Linked DNA regions of Homo sapiens: region 1 is linked to region 2. A link is a loop called in an ENCODE intact Hi-C map of the cell type or tissue named here. Cell type or tissue: natural killer cell. All regions are shown on one strand. Each heading gives the region's core, and the rest is flanking DNA. Links, peaks and the distances in the headings are about the cores only. Region 1 holds the start of PTPRH (protein tyrosine phosphatase receptor type H). Region 2 overlaps SSC5D (scavenger receptor cysteine rich family member with 5 domains).

Evidence for each region. A loop is a pair of places that touch in the nucleus more often than their neighbours do. Peaks named below come from ENCODE experiments on the same cell type or tissue, not always from the same donor. Only the 100,000 strongest peaks of a DNase experiment are listed, where the experiment ranks them.
Region 1: it touches region 2 in a loop (5-fold over the local background); 2 of 110 quality-filtered maps call a loop at or near these places.

What each region holds. Positions count from the first base shown.
Region 1 is chr19:55,207,225-55,218,246 of GRCh38, reverse strand. It overlaps PTPRH (protein tyrosine phosphatase receptor type H), which reads left to right and starts at 8,746. Exons shown (of 20, transcript NM_002842.5): 1 at 8,746-8,864. The coding sequence starts at 8,814. It overlaps LOC124904771 (a long non-coding RNA gene), which reads right to left and starts at 2,658. Exons shown (of 2, transcript XR_007067346.1): 1 at 1,538-2,658; 2 at 822-1,151. RefSeq lists a silencer at 112-298. In natural killer cell, for the core only: no CTCF peak of the experiment used is centred there; a DNase peak (open chromatin) is centred at 5,606.
Region 2 is chr19:55,498,072-55,509,093 of GRCh38, reverse strand. SSC5D (scavenger receptor cysteine rich family member with 5 domains) reads right to left here. Exons shown (of 14, transcript NM_001144950.2): 9 at 10,897-11,022; 10 at 8,682-9,278; 11 at 8,290-8,604; 12 at 7,893-8,060. Among named protein-coding and RNA genes, the nearest start is that of SSC5D, 15 kb to the right of the region's middle. RefSeq lists silencers at 678-972, 5,209-5,258, 5,309-5,398. In natural killer cell, for the core only: CTCF peaks have their summits at 4,687 and 4,890 (motif pointing right); DNase peaks (open chromatin) are centred at 4,913, 5,173 and 5,803; H3K4me3 peaks cover 1,116 bases; H3K27ac peaks cover 1,343 bases.

The DNA.
Region 1 (11,022 bases), core at 1,823-9,822, 290 kb after region 2:
AGCTACTCAGGAGGCTGAGGTGGGAGGATCACTTGAGCCCAGGATGTAGAGGCTGCAGTGAGCTGTGTTCGTACCACTGCACTCCAGCCTGGGAGACAGAGTGAGATGCTGTCTCAAAAAAAAAAAAAAAAAAGTCACACTAAGGTGGGCCATAATCCAACCTGACTGGTGTCCTTATCAGAAGAGGAGGTTAGGACACAGACACATGGAGGACAAGGGAGAACACGGCCATTTGCAAGCCAAGGAGAAAGAGGCCTCAGGAGGAACCAACCCTGCCCACATTTTCATCTTGGACCTCCAGCCTCCAGAACGGTGGGAAAACAAATCTCTGCTGTTTGGGTCACCTAGTCTATGCTCTTTGTTGTAGTAGCCCTAGCAAACGAATATACCAGTTTTTATGGAAAACCACACAGCGCCCAGATTCCTGGGTTCCGAACAATGGGGGATGGAATTTTCTCATAGTTTTTGTTTTGTTTTGTTTTGTTTTTGTTTTTTCTTTTTTTGAGACGGAGTCTCGCTCTGTCGCCCAGGCTGGAGTGCAGTGGCACGATCTTGACTCACCGCAGCCTCCACCTCCGGGTTCAAGCTATTCTCCTGCCTCAGCCTCCCGAGTAGCTGGGATTACAGGAGCCTGCCACCACGCCTGGCTAATTTTTGTCTTTTTAGTAGAGACGGGATTTTCAGAACCATATTGGCCGCACTGGTCTCGAATTCCTGACCTAAAGTGATCCACCCGCCTCGGCCTCCCAAAGTGCTGGGATTACAGGCGTGAGCCACCGCGCCCCGCCCGAAGTTATTTACTCAAGACTCAAAAAAGTTATCGATGATCCCATCTGGAGGAAATATGTTTTTTCCATGGGACGCTAAGGACATCCCGCCTTCCCCATCCCCCGCAGTCACTTTTCTGTTTATTACATCAGCCTGTGTTCCCACCACGAGTGCTGCTCTGGGGTGCAGGGCGCTTTGGCCCTGGGTTGGTAAGATTCGCTAAAGACGGTGGCGTGTTCTCTCCCGAGTCTGCTTTGTGGGGTTGGTGGGGCTTTTCCATCGGGAGCCGCACCAGCCACCCTGGCACCGCACTTCCAGAACCGCGTCAGCACCAAGGACAGCGCCAGGGAGCCTTGGCTGCAGGGACGGAGCCCCAGATGTGGCTGAGAAGGGGAAGAGGAAGGACCGTCGTGCCCTGGAGCCTGCGACCGCCACGCCCTTGTTCCAGCCTCAGCCTTCAACCCCCTACACAGACGCCCAGTGAGCACTACGTGCCGCACGCAGGACTGAGGGGTGGAGAGTGGGAGGCCATGGGTGTCAACGTAGGGTCCCTGGAGGTATTGATTCAGAGGGCAGTAGCCCCCGGGCAGGTCCTGGCTGGCCCCACCCAGGACCTCAGTCGCTGACCTCAGGACACGGTCCAGGCTCTTTCTATTCACGTCTGTGCGTGGCATCCTCCACGATACAAGCGAAAATCACCATTCCCCGCCTGCCTGGCGTTGGCAGCCAACCCCCAGGAGGCTCCCGGCCCTGGCTTCTCATTTCTCACCTCAGTGCGAGCATGGATCTAGGAGAACCCCAGCTCTCTTACAAGTTGATGAGTCAGGCCCCTGTCACTTCCTGGATCTTTCAATCCTGGCTGCCCGCAAGGCCAGGAAGAGCGAAAACAAGGGCTGGATTCAGCGGAAACACGGCAACACAGGACACAGCCACAGCGTGAGGAGCGAGCAAGCTGGAAAACCTGGATGGGGGTCTGGACTGGTTCACCTGCAATGAGATCAATGATCTAATCGCGGCAGGCGTGGTGGCTCATGCTTGTAATCCCAGCAGTTTGGGAGGCTGACGCGGGTGGATCACATGAAGTCAGGAGTTCGAGAACAGCGTAGTCAACATGGCAAAACCTCGTCTCTACTAAAAATACAAAAATTAGCCAGGCGTGGTGGCCAAGGCAGGAGAATCGCTTGAACCCAGGAGGCAGAGGTTGCAGTGAGCCGAGACGGTGCCACTGCACTCCAGCCTGGGTGACAGAATGAGATTCCATTTAAAAGAAAAAAAAAAATCTAATCCTGGATGAGAGTCCAGGGAAAGTGAGAGTGGAGAAAGCTTACATGAAAACGCAGACCAGATCCCTGAGTGTGGACCTGGAAAACGTGACACACGTCATCAGATTCAGATGAAGGGATATTGCCTGAAGTTTCATCAGCCTTCGGTGTGGAGTTGGCCTGATGTCCCCCAAGATGAATAGACTTGTCTCTACCCAAAGAAGCTTCTTCCACTCTGATAAAAGAAAGGAAAAATAGGCAAAGCCACAGACAATGTGATGAGTATTATAATAAGAGATTTGTTTAGTTTGGCTCCAAACATAGGAGGGAGTGGCCAACTGTATCTGGGGTCAACCAGAAGTAGAAAGAGAAGTAGGCCCTGGCTGGTGGAGAAATATTTTACCAGGCAGAGGGAACAGTGTGTGCAAAGGCCCTGAGGTTTGAATCCACCTGGAGTGCTAAGAAAAACATGCACGGACATCTGTGTAGCTGGAGTAAAGATAGGAGAAGAGGCTGGTGAGGTGGGCAGAGAGCAAATCTGAAAGAACTCCAATCTCAAGGTAAAGACATCATTCATTCATTCATTCCTTCATTCATTCAACAAATCACTGAGAAATTAATAAACACCTGTAAGTGTCCATTCCAGTGAGGATAAATTGCTATCCAGGAGTGAGGGGGAACAGCGTGATGTCTTATGGGTTGATAAGATGACCGAGGTCCCAGACAGTCTAAAGGGAATCACACTGACCTTCTGTCACTGTTGGAGTAAAGAACACTCTTCATTCAGGCTAACTTCTATAGGCAAAACGCCTTTTCCAGTTCATTAGCTGAATATCAGGTGCCAGGGGCTGTGCTGATTTGCTGAAGGAGACCTTACCCTGAGAAGACCAGCCACTTCCGAGGGTATCACCATTTTTTTTTTTTTTTTTTTGAGACGGAGTCTCGCTCTGTCTCCGAGGCTGGAGTGCAATGGCGCCATCTCTGCTCACTGCAAGCTCTGCCTCCCGGGTTCACGCCATTCTCCTGCCTCAGCCTCCCAAGTACCTGGGACTACAGGTGCCCACCACCACGCCCGGCTAATTTTTTGTATTTTTAGTAGAGACGGGGTTTCACCGTGGTCTTGATCTCCTGACCTCGTGATCCGCCCTCCTTGGCCTCCCAAAGTGCTGGGATCACAGCCGTGAGCCACTGAGCCCGGCCAGTATCACCATTTCTTACTTCTGTCTTCCAAGATCCATAAGCTCCTGCATAGATTAATCATGTGAATCAAAGGATAATGTTTAGGAATCACCCTCCCATATCCCACCCCTGTGTTTTCCAAGGCTTGATGCTGGCGCTGATCTCTGTGATTCCCTGGGTTGACTGTTTGGGAAGGATGATACTATGGTTTGGATCTGTGTCCCCACCAAATCTCATGTTGAAATGGAATCCCCAGTGTTGGAGGCCGGACTTGGTGGGAGGTGTTAGGATCTTGGGGATGGACCCCTCATGAATGGTTTAGTACCATCCCCATGGTGATGAGTGAGCTCACAAGAGATCTGGGTATTTTACAGTACGTGGCAAGGCCGGGCGCGGTGGCTCACACCTGTAATCTCAGCACTTTGGGAGGCCGAGGTGCATTGGATCGCCTGAGGTCAGGAGTTTGAGACCAGCCCGGACAACATGGCAAAACCCTATCTCTACTAAAAATACAAAAACTAGCTGGGAGTTGAACCCAGGAGGTGAAGGTTGCAGTGAGCCAAAATGGTGTCACTGCACTCCAGCCTGGGTGACAGAGGGAAACTCCATCTCAAAAATTTAATAATAATAAAATAAAAAAATAGAAGTGTGTGGCACCTCCCGTCCTCTCTCTCTTGCTCCTGCTTTCGACATGTTATGTGCCTGCTCCCTCTTCACCTTCCGCCATGAGTGGAAAAGCTCCCTGAGGCCTTCCCAGAAGCTGAGCAGATGCCAGCACCACGCTTCCTGTACAACCTGCAGAGCCGCGAGCCAATTAAAACTCTTTTCTTTATAAATTACCCAGTCTCAGGTATTTCTTTATAGCAATGAAAGACTGGCCCAATATAGATGGGGGAATTTCTAGGGGCTTCCATTTCTTCTTCCCACCATCAAAGCTTTCACACTACAGATCAGGGAAGCCAAAGCATTGTGTCTGCCATTTTATGAGAATGTCGATTTCAACTTCACTCTCAAGGCCTGAGGAAGGAGCCACACAGGGTCTTTAGAGTCCCGTTGACCCACTGTGTGATGGTCTTTAGGTGAACCCTCCGTTCGTTACCTGACAGCCCCAAGCACACCAGTCAGACCATGATTCACGGTGACCTGTGTGTGCCTCCAAATTAGGATTGATTCAGAGTCAGAGTCCAGTAGCCTTTTCTCTTTCTCTAATCCCCAGCGACCATGGATATTGGCCTTTAGGAGAAACTGGGAGGAAGGTTTACAGTATGTACTTTGACTAGTATCGGTGAGTCCTCCCTGAGGGAAAAGCATCCGCTACATGGAAGGGGTTCCAAGACTGAGAACTGGCTCAGGACTGGTAACAGGTGTGAGGCTTTAGGGGTGGACGTCGCTGGTGCTTCACCCAGATCTCCTTTGCAGGCACTGAGCACTCATTCTTAAGCAGTGTTGGCTGCTTGCAGATGCCACATTCTCAAGAGACTTGGTCTTGGCTGGGCGCAGTGGCTCACACCTGTAATCCCAGTACTTTGGGATGCCAAGGCAGGCGGATCACACGAGGTCAGGAGTTCGAGACCAGCCTGGCCAACATGGTGAAACCCCGTCTCTACTAAAAGTACAAAAATTGACCAGGCACAGTGGCTCACGCCTGTAATCCCAGCACTTTGGGAGGCCAAGGCAGGCGGATCACGACGTCACGAGATCGAGACCATCCTGGCTAACATGGTGAAACACCATCTCTACCAAAAAATATAAAAAATTAGCTGGGCATGTTGGCGGGCACCTGTAGTCCCAGCTACTTCGGAGGCTGAGGCGGGAGAATGGCGTGAACCCGGGAGGCAGAGCTTACAGTGAGCTGAGATCGAGCCACTGCACTCCAGCCTGGGCAACAGAGCCAGACTCTGTCTCAAACAAACAAACAAACAACAACAACAACAACAAAAAGTAGCTGGGTGTGATGGCAGGCGCCTGTAATCCCAGCTACTCGGGAGGCTGAGGCAGGAGAATCCTTTAACCCGGGAGGTGGAGGTTGCAGTGAGGCAAGATGGTGCCACTGCACTTCAGCCTGGGTGACAGAGTGAGAGCGAGATTTCATCTGAAAACAAAACAAAACAAAAAAAACAAAAAACTTGCTCTTGACCTGAGAGGAACGTGTTTTACTAGGAAAGTCATGAAACTCTCACCCCTGGAGAAGCCCATAGACAAAGATTAGAGGTTAAAAGTTCAGATCCTGTCTCTGTGATGGGATCCCTCTGAAGTGATAGCCTCACTTGGCTCCTTCCTCTGCCCCATACTGCTTTCATCACTCTCTGTCTTCTGAAAGCAAACCCTCAAACAGTTCATGAGCATCTGAATCCCTGCCTCAGGCTCTGCTTCTGGGAAACCTGAGCCCAGGCCCTCTGCTGCCCCACTGTGGTGACTCTGGTTCCTGCTCACCAGACCTAGAGATGGTATCATTACATACACCAAGCAACGCTCTCTTGGTGCTTCTCATCACACAGGTAAGAGGAATTGAAAAGAACTCAGGTGATGAGGGTCGTGCTAATGGGACTCTCATTAGTGGCTCCGTGGAAATTTCTGTTCTTAAGGGGAAAAGAGGAGCACGGCCGAGTCTCTCCTGAGGTTGCTGCTAAGATGTTGGCTGGGGCTGCATTCATCTGAAGGAGGGACTGGAGTTGGAGGGCCCGAGTCCGAGGTCCTACAGGTTTTGTTTTTGGTTTGCCTTCCCCATACACAGGCAGCTGCTCCAGGAGGACTTTGGAAGCTGGGGAATGTGGGTCATTTTGTGGAGTGGTTGATTTTTTTATTGTTTCTTTTTGTTTTTTGAGATGGAGTATCCCTCTGTCACCCAGGCTAGAGTGCAGTGGTGCGATCTCGGCTCACTGCAGTGTCCCCTCCTGGGTTCAAGCGATTCTCCTGCCTCAGCCTCCTGAGTAGCTGTGATTACAGGCATGCACCACCATGCCCGGCTAATTTTTGTATTTTTAGTACAGATGGCCACCATGTTGGCCAGGCTGGTCTTGAACTCCTGACCTCCTGCCTGAGGTCATCCACCTGCCTCGGGCTCCCATAGTGCTGGGATTACAGGCGTGAGCCACCATGCCCGGCCGAGGAGTTGGGTTTTGAAGAGAAAGCAAGTAGGGTGTGGTAGGACGGTGGGTGTGGAGTCAATGTAAGTGATGCATTTTTTTATAGACAGGGAGGGTGAGCATGTTTATAAGTTGGGGATCTAGATGGGAGGGAAGAGAGATAGAGGGAAGAGACAGTGAGGAGGAGGAGGAGGACCAGGAGAGAGAGAGAGACATCAAAAAGTATAGGGGAGACAGCTGGGTGTGGTGGCTCATGCCTATAATCCTAGAACTTTGGGAGGCCAAGGTAGGAGGATCACTTGAGTCTAGGAGTTCGAGACCAGCCTGGGCAACAAAGCAAGACCCTGTCTCAATAAAAAAAAAATTTTTTTTAAGATATAGACGAGAAACAGAGAAAGGTTAAAACAGAAACCCAAGCAAGTGATTGGCATGAATTACATCCGGTGCCCACTGAAAGGAAACTTCTCGCAACCAAACCTTTGTGTATACAGATGGGGAAACTGAGGCTCTCAGAGACAGAGAAACTGACTTCTCAAAGTGGTGGTGTGAGAACTTATTTATTTATTTGTTAATTTTGAGACAGAGTCTCCCTCTGTCACCCCAGCTGGAGTGCAGTGGTGCAATCACAGCTCACTGCAGCCTCCACCTCTTGGGCTCAACTGATCTTCCCTCTTCAGCCTCCTGAGTAGCTGGGACCACAGGTGTGCACCACCATGCCTGGCTAATTTACTTCTACTTTTTATAGAGACGGGATCTCCCTATGTTGCCCAGGCTGGTCTTGAACTCCTGGGCTCAAGGAATCCTCTCGTCTCAGCCTCCCAAAGTGCTGGGATTATAGGCGTGAGTAACCATGCTCAGCTGTTTTGTTTGCTTTTTTTTTTTTTTTTTTTTTCTTTGAGAAAGAGTCTTGCTCTGTCACCCAGGCTGGAGTGCAGTGGCGCTATCTTGACTCACTGCAAGCTCCGCCTCCCAGGTTCACACCATTCTCCTGCCTCAGCCTCCTGAGTAGCTGGGAGTACAGGTGCCTGCCACCACAGCCAGCTAATTTTTGCATTTTAGTAGAGATGGGGTTTCACCATCTTAGCCAGGCTGGTCTCGAACTCCTGATCTCAGGTGATCTGCCCACCTCGGCCTCCCAAATTGCTGGGATTACAGGTGTGAGCCACCGCGCCTGGCCATTGTTTTGCTTTCTGAGACAGGGGCTCACTCTGTCACCCAGGCTGGAGTGCAGTGGCACAATCGCAGCTTACTGCAGCCTTGACTTCCCAGTCTCAGGTGATCCTCCCACCTCAGCCTCCCGGTAGCTGGGACTACAGGCGTGCACTACCATGCCTGGGTAATTTTTTCTCTCTTTTTGTTTTTCTTTGTAAAGATGGGGTTTTGTATATTGCCCGGGCTGGTCTCAAACTCCTGGGCTCAAGTGATCCTCCCACTTCAGCCTCCTGAGTAGCTGGGCACACACCAATATGCCCGGCTGGGGTTTCTATTCTTCATTTCCGCACTATATGTGAGATGAAGGCAGTCCACGTGTGCACATAGTAAGTCAACAAAAACACCTTGAAAAGCCCTGGGTGTCAGGCCCCTTCTGAGCACAGGTGGCCTAGGGATGAACTAAAAATAAACATGACTAATATTTATCAACTGTTTAAAATGGGCCAGGCATTGTTCCAAGACTTTCCACGTAGTAACTCATCTATTTCTCTTAGCATATTTACAAGGGTGCCCATTCTTTAGAGATGAGGAATCTGAGTCACTGTGGATTTAAGTCATTTGCTCAGGGTCACAGATGGATATGCAAATTAGAGAGTCTGGGGTGTGGAAGACAGTGCACAGGGTCCTGACCAGGCTAGAAAGGCCCCAGGCCCGGCATGGGTCATTTCCAAGCTGAATCCTAATGGAGCAGTGGGTAGGAGACTGTTAGGGGGAAAGTAGGCAGGTGCATCTGGTGGGGGAGACAGTCTAGGCAAAGGCCAAGAGGCAGGAGCCCGCTGGGCTCATTTTGTGAGAGCTGCAGGGGCTTGTGGGAGACGGAGAGGGGAAAGGCGTCAGAGGCTGAATGGAAGAGCGTGCTCCAGGGACGAGGGGCATGAGGTCTAAGCCCCAGGCTGCTCTTGATGTGTGATCACCCACCAGGGAGGCGAGGGAGTCAGCTGGCCTTTCTCTCAGCACCCCCTGCTCTCATCCTCTGCCCCACGTCCCGCATCCGTGCAGCAGTGGGGCGCGGCACCCGGTACCTGGGGTGCAGAGGGAGATTTCGGGGGACAAAGTGGAGTGGGCTGGGGGCTGGAGAAAGGATGGGAGGCATCTCCAGTGTCAGAGCTAGAGGCAGCGGTGAGGGAGGAAGGTGAGGGCCAGCGGGGCAGGGTTGGGAGCTGGGTTCCACTTCCTCCTCCTCCCCTTCCCGCCCTGGCCTCTGGCTTCACCAATGATCTGGTAAAGGGGAAATTCTTGAGTGTAAAGTCCAGCAGGTGGAAGGACTAGGCCTGGGACTCCTGGGTCCCCGGCAGTGTCTGGAGGCATGGCTGGGGCTGGCGGGGGCCTCGGGGTCTGGGGGAACCTGGTGCTGCTGGTAAGTGCTCCCCGCCCAGAGCGGGCTCCCAAGGCAGGGACTCCCAGGTCTGAGGGAGAAGGAGCTGGGTGCCTGCACCTCGATCTTGAGGAAGTAGGTGCTGAAGATCCCCTGGAGAAGGAAGAGGGCTTCAGGCTTGGCAGAGACTGTAGGAGAGTCTTACACCTGGGCTCTTAGATACTGTCGTGTCTGCTGCGGGGGACACCAGCTTCACCCGGGCCCTTAGACATTGTCGTGTCTGTTGTGGGGGACACCAGCTTCACCCGGGCCCTTAGACACTGTCGTGTCTGCTGCGGGGGACACTGGCTTCAGGCAACACACAGCTGTGCTCACGGACAGGAAGCAGCCCCTCCTCCCTCAAACCAAGAGTCCAGACCCCAGCCCCTCCTCCCTCAGACCCAGGAGTCCAGGCCCCCAGCCCCTCCTCCCTCAGACCCAGGAGTCCAGACCCCAGCCCCTCCTCCCTCAGACCCGGGAGTCCAGGCCCCCAGCCCTTCCTCCCTCAAACCAAGAGTCCAGGCCCCCAACCCCTCCTCCCTCAGACTCAGGAGTCCAGACCCCCAGCCCCTCTTCCCTCAGACTCAGGGGTCCAGACCCCCAGTCCCTCCTCCTTCAGGCCCAGGAGTCCAGACCCCCAGCCCCTCCTCCCTCAGACCCAGGAGTCCAGACCCCAGCCCCTCCTCCCTCAGACTCAGGAGTCCAGGCCCCCAGCCCCTCCTCCCTCAGACCCAGGAGTCCAGACCCCAGCCCCTCCTCCCTCAGACCCGGGAGTCCAGGCCCCCAGCCCTTCCTCCCTCAAACCAAGAGTCCAGGCCCCCAACCCCTCCTCCCTCAGACTCAGGAGTCCAGACCCCCAGCCCCTCTTCCCTCAGACTCAGGGGTCCAGACCCCCAGTCCCTCCTCCTTCAGGCCCAGGAGTCCAGACCCCCAGCCCCTCCTCCCTCAGACCCAGGAGTCCAGACCCCAGCCCCTCCTCCCTCAGACTCAGGAGTCCAGGCCCCCAACCTCTCCTCCCTCAAACCAGAGGTCGAGACCCCCAGCCCCTCCTCCCTCAGACCCAGGAGTCCAGACCCCCAGCCCCTCCTCCCTCAGACCCAGGAATCCAGACCCCCAGCCCCTCCTCCCTCAGACCCAGGAGTCCAGACCCCAGCCCCTCCTCCCTCAGACTCAGGAGTCCAGGCCCCCAACCTCTCCTCCCTCAAACCAGAGGTCGAGACCCCCAGCCCCTCCTCCCTCAGACCCAGGCCCCCAGGCCCCCAGGCCCTCCTCCCTCAGACCCAGGAGTCCAGACCCCAGCCCCTCCTCCCTCAGACTCAGGAGTCCAGGCCCCCAACCTCTCCTCCCTCAAACCAGAGGTCGAGACCCCCAGCCCCTCCTCCCTCAGACCCAGGAGTCCAGACCCCCAGCCCCTCCTCCCTCAGACCCAGGAATCCAGACCCCCAGCCCCTACTCCCTCAGACCCAGGAGTCCAGACCCCAGCCCCTCCTCCCTCAGACTCAGGAGTCCAGGCCCCCAACCTCTCCTCCCTCAAACCAGAGGTCGAGACCCCCAGCCCCTCCTCCCTCAGACCCAGGAATCCAGACCCCCAGCCCCTCCTCCCTCAGACTCAGGAGTCCAGGCCCCCAACCTCTCCTCCCTCAAACCAGAGGTCGAGACCCCCAGCCCCTCCTCCCTCAGACCCAGGAGTCCAGACCCCAGCCCCTCCTCCCTCAGACTCAGGAGTCCAGGCCCCCAACCTCTCCTCCCTCAAACCAGAGGTCGAGACCCCCAGCCCCTCCTCCCTCAGACCCAGGCCCCCAGGCCCCCAGGCCCTCCACCCTCAGGCCAAGGTTCCTGATCCCCAACCTTGGTTTTTTTCTCCCTTCCCAGTCTGTTCATTGCTCTCTGCCCTCGGTTTTCCAAGGACATATATTTCAGGAAATGAAATCATTAATTTTATCTCTCAGCCTTATCGGGTGGAGCCAACCCCAGCTCCCTAAGCTCTGCTCCTGCCATGCTCCCCCTTCTCTCCTCGACCCAGGAAAGACGGTCGAGGTCGTGACAGCCCAGCCTAACACCGGCCCCTCCTTCCCATGCAAGGGTGACTCATGGGGCGGGGACCAGCCGCTCCTCCCAGCCCCTCGGCCTCACTGGGCGGAGGAGTGGTTGAGAGGCTGAC
Region 2 (11,022 bases), core at 1,693-9,692:
TACCTGGTTCTAAATGGTTCTCTTTCCCTCTGGGTACATATCTCCCAAGTCTCACCCCTTCCTTCCCTGGCAAGCCTTTATTCATCCTTTAGGAGTTAGTCCACAGGCCATGCCCTCAGGAGGCCTCCCCCATCCCCTGTGGATGAGGCCATCCCTGCTGTATAGGAGTTAGTCCACAGGCCATGCCCTCAGGAGGCCTCCCCCCATCCCCTGTGGATGAGGCCATCCCTGCTGTATAGGAGTTAGTCCACAGGCCATGCCCTCAGGAGGCCTCCCCCATCCCCTGTGGATGAGGCCATCCCTGCTGTATAGGAGTTAGTCCACAGGCCATGCCCTCAGGAGGCCTCCCCCCATCCCCTGTGGATGAGGCCATCCCTGCTGTATAGGAGTTAGTCCACAGGCCATGCCCTCAGGAGGCCTCCCCCCATCCCCTGTGGATGAGGCCATCCCTGCTGCATGCGCCCTGGATTCTACAGACCTAATTCTGTCCTTCCCACTCTCCAAGGCTAGAGCCAGCAAGGGTGTGGAATCTGGAGTCTGAATCCAAGTTCAGCCTTTTGCAATCCTGACCTCTCCCTACCTCAGTTTCCTTATCTGTAAAATCAAGCTAAGGATAGGACTCACCTCACAAGGCTGCATGGGGAGGAAGGGAGTGTAACCACAGGATGCACTTTGAACAGCGCCTGGCCCATGGAGAGCACGCGATAAAATAGCAGCTACCATTATCCTCATCATCATCCAACCTCTAAAGTTAATCTCATATTTAGTCCTGGATCCTCTTCTCCCTGCATGACCTCATAGGGTGATAAACCTCCGGCGATACCCCAAGCACGGGTCTCCCCGGCTTCCCAGCTGGCAGTGGCGGGAACTACATTAGACACAGCTGTCTATCTGTGCAGTCACATCCACTCCCACAGCTTCAAATTCCATCTCGCTAAGTTATATCCTCAGCCCAGGCGCTCCCTGGACCTCCAGGATGCACAGCTAATATCTCCTGATATCCCCACTCTGGCTGCTGTGCCCCCACCTCACAGAGCTCCCCGACCTGGTAAAAGGTACCCGTTCCCTGCCTCCCTCTCCTCACTGTCCCCAACCCATCACTCAGCTCCATCAGCTCAAACCCCAGAATATGGCTTGAATACATCCACATCTCCCTTGGTCTCCACTGCCACCCTGATCAGAGCCATTGTCACTCTCCCCTGGACCTCCCGGGCTCCCTGCATCCACGCTGGCCCCTACAGTCCATTCCCCATCTCCCCCGCTGCCACCGTTTCCACCCAACACTCCGCTCTAGTCCCATCCACCTTGTTGCTATTTCTTGAACCAGCAGAGCATGCACCCACCTCAGGGCCTCAGGGCCTTCTCACTTAAATGGCACCTTCTTAGTAAGATGTCTCTTTTTTTCTTTTTTTTTTTTTTTTTTTTTTTGAGACGGAGTCTCGCTCTGTCACCCAGGCTGGAGTGCAGTGGCGGGATCTCGGCTCACTGCAACCTCCGCCTCCTGGGTTTAAAGGATTCTCCTGCCTCAGCCTCCCGAGTAGCTGGGATTATAGGCATGCACCACCACACCCGGCTAATTGTTTGCATTTTTAGTAGAGACGGGATTTCACCATGTTGGCCAGGCTGGTCTGGAACTCCTGACCTCAGGTGATCCACCTGCCTCAGCCTGCCAAAGTGCTGGGACTAGAGTGAGGCACCGCGCCCGGCCCGTAAAATGTCTCTTAACCATCCTTTTTTTTTTTTTTTTTTTTTTTGAGACGGGGTCTCACTCATCCAGGCTGCAGTGCAGTGGCTTGACCATGGCTTACTACAGCCTCAACCTCCAGGGCCCAAGTGATTCTTCTGCCTCAACCTCCCGGGTAGCTGGAACTACAGGAGCACGCCCCTGCTTGGTGAATTTTTTATTTTATTTTTATTTATTTATTTTTTTCGAGACAGTCTCTGTCACCCAGGCTGGAGTACAGTGGCACAATCTTGGCTCGCTGTGGCCTCCGCCTCCCAGGTTCAAGCGATTCTCCTGCCTCAGCCTCCCGAGGAGCTGGGATTATAGGCATGCACCGCCACACCAGGCTAATTTTTTTGTATTTTTAGTAGAGACAGGGTTTCGCCATGTTGGCCAGGCTGGTCTTGAACTCCTGGGTTCAAGCGATCCCTCTGCCTCAGCCTCCCTAAGTGCTGGGATTACAGACATGAGCCACCACACCTGGCCATCCTATTTTAAACTGCAACCCTCAGTCTCCCCTGCCCCTTCCCCTGCTTTGCTCCCTAACACTACCTCCCAGTAGTTAGTACATGCTCTGTCACACAGTAGGCATTTGACACATGAACTGACGTTTGTATCTCCAAACTCCATCATCCAGGAAGCCTGAAGAAATGCTGCTCCATAAAAATCCAAACTCCGGCCGGGCGCGGTGGCTCACGCCTGTAATCCCAGCACTTTGGGAGGCCGAGGCAGGCAGATCACGAGGTCAGGAGATCGAGACCATCCTGGCTAACACAGTGAAACCCCGTCTCTACTAAAAATACAAAAAATTAGCCGGGCATAGTGGTGGGCGCCTGTAGTCCCAGCTACTCGGGAAGCTGAGGCAGGAGAATGGTGTGAACCCGGGAGGCAGAGCTGGCAGTGAGACAAGATCACGCCACTGCACTCCAGCCTGGGCGACAGAGCGAGACTCCGTCTCAAAAAAAAAAAAAAAAAAAAAAAAAAAAAAAAAAAAAAATCCAAATTCCACAGGCCTCCAATCTCATCTCCAGTGTCTCTTAGACTTACAATGTCATCTCTCATTTGTTCATTCATTTAACAAATAACATAAAAATTAACTACTGAGTTTCAAGCACTGCCCTAGACACTAGGGATTCCAGATAGATCCATGATAGACAAGATAATATGCCCCTCGCCCAAAGATGTGTGTGCCCCAATCCACAGAAACTGTGAATATGTTACTTTACGTGGCAAAAGGGGACTTGTGGATGTAATTAAGGGTCCAGACCTTGAAATGGAGAAATTATCCTGATTAGCCAAGTGGCCCCAATCTAAGTCCTTAAACTCAGAGAACTGGCTGGGTGCCGTGGCTCACGCCTGTAATCCCACCACTTTGGGTGACCAAGGCGGGTGGATCACCTGAGGTCAGGAGTTCAAGACCAGCCTGGCCAACATGGTGAAACCCCATCTCTACTAAAAATACAAAAATTAGCCGGGAGTGGTGGCACACGCCTGTAATCCCAGCTACTCAGGAGGCTGAGGCATAAGAATTGCTTGAACCTGGGCAGCAGAGGCTGCAGTGAGCCGAGATCATACCACTGCACTCCAGCCTGGGCGACAGAGTGAGACTCTGTCTCATAAATAAATAAATAAAATCAGAGAACCTTTCAAGCCACAGTGAGAGAGAAAAATACGAAGGCAGAGGAAAGGTCAGAGAGATGCAATGTTGCTGGCTTTGATGATGGGGGATGGAGCCACAAGCCAAGGAATGTAGGTGGCCTCTAGAAGCTGGAAAAGGCAGGGAAATGGATTCTCCCCTAGAGCCTTCCAAAGGGAACCACCCTGCTGGCGCCTTGATCTTAGCCCACTAAGCAAGTCTGACTTCTGACCTACAAAACTGCAAAATAATAAGTCTGCGTTGTTTTAAACCACTAAATTTGTGGCGATGTATTATGGCAGCAATTGAAATAGATACAGATCTTTCACAGAGCTTAAAGTCTAGCAGAGATGGATAACACCGATGAAAATTTCTGGCAATGCAAATTTCTCCCACCCTTTGCTTCTCTGAGAATTCATTTCTCCTTGTGGCCTGCTGATGAAATAATATCATCTCCCCTGTGAGGTTTCCTTGATTTCTCTACTACAAATAATCGCTCGTTCCCTGAAATCCTGCAGCTGTTGTTCGTTTTCAGCAAATAACCCTAACAAACAATATTCTGCGGTTTTAAACGATTTCACACACATTTTGTTCATTGAATTGGGGCCTGCAGTCACCCAACTAGTTCTAATCCGGGTTGGAACCACGATTGGAACCTGGTAGGAGAGTCGGACTCCAGACTCGTGCTTCTATTTTAGCATATGGTTCCCAATCCAAGGAGCAAAACGTGTGAAATCACTTAAAACAGGTTATAATCGTGGCTCCTAAGTTAAACTTCTCTGAGCCTCACTTTTTACCCCATCTGAAACACAGGTGTAGCAACAGTTTCTATGGCCTGAAGTTGGGGTCATGCATGCCCAGCACAGACTAGGTGAGCTCTCGTTCCACCTTTCCAACAACCCTGGCGCCCCATTTTTTTTCCAGAGAAAGAAACAGGTGGCCGGGCGCGGTGGCTCACACCTGTAATCTCAGCACTTCGGGAGGCCAAGGCGAGTGGATCACGAGGTCGGCTTTGAGACCAGCCTGGCCAACATGGTGAAACCCCGTCTCTACTAAAAATACAAAAATTAGCCCGGTGTGGTGGCGTGCGCCTGTAATCCCAGCTACACAGGAGGCTGCAGCAGGAGAATCGTTTAAACCTGGGAGGCAGAGGTTGCAGTGAGCTGAGATAGCGCCACTGCACTCCAGCGTGGGTGACAGAGCGAGACTCCGTCTCAATAAATAATAAATAAATAAAACAATATAAATAAGAAACGGGGACTCAAAGAGACCAAGTCACTTTTTCAAGGTTACATTGCTCCTGAAGCTAAGAATGCATGCCTGCCTCGTCTCCCACTCCACCCCGCATACGCCTCCAAGTCTTCCTATTGATAAGGTGGCACACATGGCTGTCTTTTCATTTCACCGGCGCAGTTTGTGATTCTGCATTTATTTCTGCTCATTGGCTGCCTCCCTACCCTACGGGAGGGGTCCCGAGGCCGGACCCGCTGTCTCCGCAGCCGCTGTGCCCGGCACGTGCCCGCCTCCACCACGAGGGGGCGCTATGGGCTAGGGAGGCGCTGCAACCCTGGCAGTCCTTGAACGAGGAGCATCACCTCTCGGAGCTCCCGCTTCCGGCTCTGGAAACGGAATGATAGCTCTAACTCACAGCTGGAGCCCACCCACCCCCAAGTCACGGCGCCTCTAGGGCCTGCTTCCTCCCTCCCTTTCCCCACCTCAAGGCCCGCTTCTTGGGGCCTGGTTGCCCTTCGCCCAGCTATTATTACTGCGGGCGATGCGCCGGCTGGCCAATCAGGAGGCGCAGCGCGCCTGTGACGTCACGAGGTGCGAGGCAGATGAACGCCTGCCCCATCCCGTCCCTCCATTCCCGGGCCCACCGCGCCTGCGCATGCGTGCTGAGCGCCAGAAAAAAAAAAGGCGGGAAAGGACGCTTGCGGCGAGACTCTCCTGCGGGAGCGGGAGGCTTGGGCCTCTCAGGAGGGCACAGGTACGGGGCGCGGGGCGACAGAGGCAGAAACCCAGGCAGCCCCAGACGGCGAGCAGGGCGGGAGAGTGGAAGGGAGGGAGAAGACGGAGAAACAGCGACTGCGACGGGCACAGAGGGAGGACAGAAACGCTGCCCCTTAGGTGGGGAGTGAAACCTCCCGTGAGGGAGCGGCGAGGGCGGCGGGGACGGTGAGAAACGGACAGAGGAGCCCGCGGGAGACAGAAACGGAGGGAAGGGGGCTGACCATGAGAGAAACGAGGGGGAGAGAGAAGAGAGCACGCGGGAGACTGCAGGGAAGGCGCGGGAGATGGAGACTCAGAAAACAACCGTAAGAGACAAAGGAAAAGATACCACAGCGCTGGGCCTGGGGAGAGAACGCAGTGAGAAATGGAGACGATGAGAGTATGAGGTGATATAGCAAAACCGACCGTGAAAAATCGAGTGAGAAGCAGGTGGCGAAGCTGAGAACTGAAAGTGAAAGACAAGAGGACGGAAGATACAGAAACAGTTTGGGCCCAGTGGCTCCCGCCTGCAATTCCAGCACTTTGGGAGGCCGCAGCAAGCCGATGACTTGAGCCCAAGAGTTTGAGACCAGCCTGGGCAACATAGTGAGAACCCATCTCGACAAAAAATCAGGCCGGGAGCAGTGGCTCACCCCTGTAATCCCAGCACTTTGGGAGGCCGAGGCAGGCGGATCACGAGGTCAGGAATTTGAGACCAGCCTGGCCAACATGGTGAAACCCGTCTCTACTAAAAATACAAAAATTAGCCGGGAGTGGTGGCACACGCCTGTAATCCCAGCTATTCAGGAGGCTGAGGCAGGAGAATCACTTGAACCCGGGAGGTGGAGGTTGCAGTGAGCCGAGACCACGCCACTGCACTCCAGCCTGGGCAACACAGCAAGACTCTGTCTCAAAAAAAAAAATTAGCCAGGCATGGTGGTGTGCATCTGTAATCCCAGCTATTCAGGAGGCTGAGGTCGGAGGATCACCTGAGCCTGGGAGTTCAAGGCTGCAGTGAACTGAGATCGCACCACTGCACTTCAGCCTGGGCAACAGAGCAAGATCCTGTCTCAAAAAAGAGAGAGAGAAATTTACCATGAAAAATGGAGTGAGAAACAGAGGTGGTGAAGGTGAGATCTGAAAGAAAAGTGAAAGACTGAGGGGGAAAGACAGATAAATTGACCAGGAAAAACTAGGTGAGAAACAGAGATGAGAGTGTGAGACTGATAATGAAACAAAAAGACAGAAGGACAAGGGAGAAAAAAATAAAGAGAAACTGACCACGAAAACTGGAGTGAGAAATAGATGTAATGAGGGTGAGAAATTGAAAAAGAAAGACAGGGAAAAAGAAATGATGGGAATATGAAACTGACAACGAAAGAAAAAAAATGAGAAAGATGGTGAGAGAGAGCAAAAGAAATTACCATGAAAAAAATACGGCATAAAGACGAGTGTGAGAAATTGAAAATGAAAGGCAAAAAGAGATTGGCACAGAGAAGAAAAGATAGAGAATTTGATCATGGAAAATGAAGTGAGGCCAGGCATGGTGGCTCACACTTATAAACCCAGACATAAGCCCAGCACTTTGAGAGAGTGAGACAGGAGGATCGCCTGAGCTCAGGAGTTTGAGACCAGCCTGGGCAACATAGTGAGCCCGTCTCTACAAAAATTAAAAATGAGCCGGGTGTGGTGGCGCACATCTGTAGTCCCACCTTTTCAGGAAGCTGAGGCAGGAGGATCGCTTGGGCCCGGGCAGTCAAGGCTGCAGTGAGCTGAGATCACACCACTGCACTCCATCCTGGGCAATACAGAGATAGAGATGATGAGGGTGAGAAATGGATAATGAAAAAAAGAGACCAACAGCAAGTGAGAAACAGGAGCAGAGATGGATTCGCAGGGATCCTGAGAGATGGGGATACAAGGAAGACAGGCAAAGAAAAAGGCAGAAGAATGTGGTGACAGTGATGTGGGGGCCAAAGCGGGGCGTGGTCCCAGGTGTGGAAGGAGCTGCAGCAGCAAGACAGAGGCCATAGAGCAGAGGGGGATGGAGCTGTGGCCCTGGAGGCTGATTCTGCTGGCCAGAGGGAGGGGATGGCCAGGGTAAGGAGAGAAGCTGCACTCCAGGAGTCCCCACCTCTGAGCCATACCAGGCCCGGACCAGAGCGTGAGCTTCAAGAATGGGTGAGGTTTCGCTTGCTCTGGGGGAGCTGGGGTGGGGACGATGATGTGATGACAGAATGGCCCTTGGTTGTGGGTTTGACTGAGGGCCCCAGGCTTGCATATTGTGTGGCTTACAGGAGGGCCATGGGCTCAGGATTGCTGAGCTTAGCCTGATCTCTTAGATGGTGTCCTTGGCTCTGAAGAAGTGTCACCATTGAGCCCAAGGAGGTAATGCGTTTAGGGTCTCAGGAGCCAAGGAAAACCTTTCCAGGGTGCCCCGAGGCCTCAGCCAGCTCATTGAGAAGGGTCTTTCTGGAAACCCTGCAGGGAAGCGAATGGAGGTTTATGGAGGCCCTCCATGGCCACCCCAATCAGGCCTCTCACCTGTGTCCGGCAGGCGCCTTATTGCTGGGGAGGAGCTACCCGGGCGCCGGGTGGTCCTCCAGGGGAGAGTGTGTCCAGGTACCCCCGCTGTGGTAGTCCCCTTGGCCAGGTCCTCTCTTGAGGTGGGGTCCCAGGTCCAGGGGGGATAATCGTCATAGTCTGTGTAGCCTTTGGAGAAATTGGGGTAATGGTTGACCCCATCCTCTTTCTCAGAGGTCCTTGCTGCTGCTCTTCCCTCCCCTTTTGGAATCTTCTGGAGCAACTCTGGGATCTCCCCACCCCGACCCCTCATACCCAGTTCTTTAGAGTCGACCATGGTGCCGTCACCTGGCCCCACCCTGACTCCATTCTCCTGGCCACCCCCGACAACCCCACCACCGCCGCCATGCCCTGGTACCAGTGCAGGTGAGCCCCACGTCTTCCTCGTGGTCACAGTTGTGCTTCCCCCAAGCCCCCGAGGGGCAGTCGCTCAGTGAGGCCTCGCTTCCCTTACAGCCCATGTCATCCAGCCAGATGGGCCCAGTCCCAGGGCCGTAATGGGTTTTGCCTACTCGAGGCCGGACCTTTCCACAGCCCAGTTCCCAGCAGGCCACAGTGGCGTCCCGCAGGTCCCAGTTGTCATCACACACTGTTCCCCAGCGTCCGGCATGCCACACTTCCAGCCGGCCAGCACAGCGGTTGGGCCCATCGGCCAGACGAACCCGGAACAGGCCTGCGTGGAAGGCCCTTAGGTCAGGAGGGAGGGTCAGCCTCTCCCATTCTCTCCCCACACCCCTCACGGCCACTCACCTGATTCCCCAGTGGTGCTAACACTGGGAGAGGGGGCCGGGTCTTTGGGTGACTCTGGAGACCCTTCTGGGATCTCAGCAGATGGCTCCAGGGAGGCCTGAGGGATACTCTTGATAGTGGACTCAGAGGTCATTTCTTGGGGGCCTTGAGTGGTCAGCATTGCCATGGTCTTAGTGGTCCGTTCTCGGGGGGCCTGAGGGGTCAGCGTGGCAGTGGTGTGAGAGGTCCATCTCTGGGGGGCCTCCGTGGTCGGCCTTCTGGTAAACTCAGAGGTAGGTCTTCGGGAGGCCTCAGTGGTCAGTGCTGCAGTGGTCTGTGAGGTTAGGTCTGGGGGGCTTTGGGCCCTGGAGTGTTTCGTGGTTGGCATCACTGGGGGTTGAGTGGTTGGTCTCTTTGCATTTTTTGTCACCCACTTCTTAGTACTCTTAGGCATTTTCCCTGGGGCCTTCGTGGTTGTTTTCTCCAGAACACTGGCAGTCACACTTGCAGAGGGCTTGGTGGCCAGCTCTCCCGGGAGCCAGGCATCCCGATCTCTCCCCAGTCCAGGAATCCAGCTCCAGCTGAAGGGGTCTGAGATGGAGTCCAGGCCTGGGGGCCCTGGAAGGTGAGTGGGGCAGGAAGAGAAGACAGAGACACCATGATGACAAGATCATCTACCCAGGCCCCTCCTTCTCTCCAGTCACTCACCCAGTTCCCATTCATTCATCATTCATTCATTTATTGTCACAAATATTTATTGAGCACCTCCTATGAGCCACACACCATATTAGACCCTCGGGTAGCCTATGGCAAGCCAAACCCGACACTGCCCCCGCCTTCTTGGCATTTACAATCTGGACATAACTGACCCCCTCACCCTTTCACACCTGACCTCTCCTCTCCATCTCCTCAGCTTCTGCTCTGAGTCAGGGCCTCATTTCCTATACCTTCTGACAGGTCTCCCTACCTCCCTGTCAATTCTTACTGACCACCAGTGGGGTACCCAGGTCCGACAGGCCACTCCCGAACTCAGAATCCTTCTGTGGTGCCCCCGTGGCCCTCAGGAAGACGGGGACAGAGGGAAGAGCCGTAGCTTCCAGCAGAGGTGATGCCTCCATCCTTTGAGACACCACTCTCCATCTTCCATCTTTCTGATTAGCACACGTGTGCAGTAAAGGATTAACCCTGCCCAAAGAAAGGTTTCGCCTTTTCCCCGGCTCCTGGGAGATGACTTCGAAGCCTTTGGAACACCTTGCCTGATAAGAGATTTTTTTCCCTGGGGCACTTGGGCCATGCCAGATCGCCTATGCTAACAGTGTGATTTATGGTCAGCCACATGTACGTGGCCAAGTCCCCACGAACACTCTGGATGCCAAGGCTTGGGGGAACTTCCCTAGTTGGCAGTTCCTCATGTGTGTTGTCCCACTTCGTTGCTGGGATAATGAAGTGCTGTCTGCATAACTCCACTGGGACAGGACAGTTGGAAGCTCACACCTACTGTCTCCTGAGCCCTGCCTCAGGCGCCTCTTCCCTTGGCTGATTTTAATCTGTATCCTTTCACTGTGATAAACGATAACGCTGAGTGTAACAGATTCTTTGATTCTAAGAGTTCTTCTAGCAAATTATTGAGTCTGACAGTGGTCTTGGTAACCTCAAACTATAACGAGTCACACAGGTTTGCAATGATTTGTTAGAGTATTTCTCTACATGAGCTGTGAGCTATTCAAAGACCAAGACCATGTTCATTCCATTCATGAGCCCAGCATGAGGACCCTGCACCTGGCTCAGCCTCTGCAATTTAATAACAGGCATTGCCTGAGTTTATGTTAACTGGCTCTCACTTTGGCTTCTTTCCATCTCCCAGTGCCCTGCCTGCTTCCTTTCATCGTAGGAAAGCTAAAGCTCCTTTCTTAGTGGGAAATTTCCTTGATTCCTGGAAGGAAGAGGAAGCAGAAGCTTCTCTGAGTGGGAATCCCAGATCTGCCAGTTAGTTGTTGCTGTGTGATCTTGAGCAAGTTACCCAACCTCTCTGTGCCTCAGCTTCTTTATCAGTAAAATGGGCATAACACACACCACCCTAGACTTATTATGTGATTTCAATGTGGTTATATGTGCAAAAACACCCAGCACAGGGCTGGGGCTTAGGAAGCACTCAATCAATGTTAGTGCCCATGTTAGTTACTGTTCCCCTCCAGGAAGCCCTCCTGGAGTCAACAGATAGCTAGGGCCTCCTTACCAGTGCAGGTGACCCCAACATCCTCATTGTGAGCGCAGTTGTGCTTTCCCCAGGGAGCAGCAGGGCAGTCGGACAGTGAAGCCTCGGTCCCCACACAGCCCACATCATCTAGCCAGATGGGGCCCG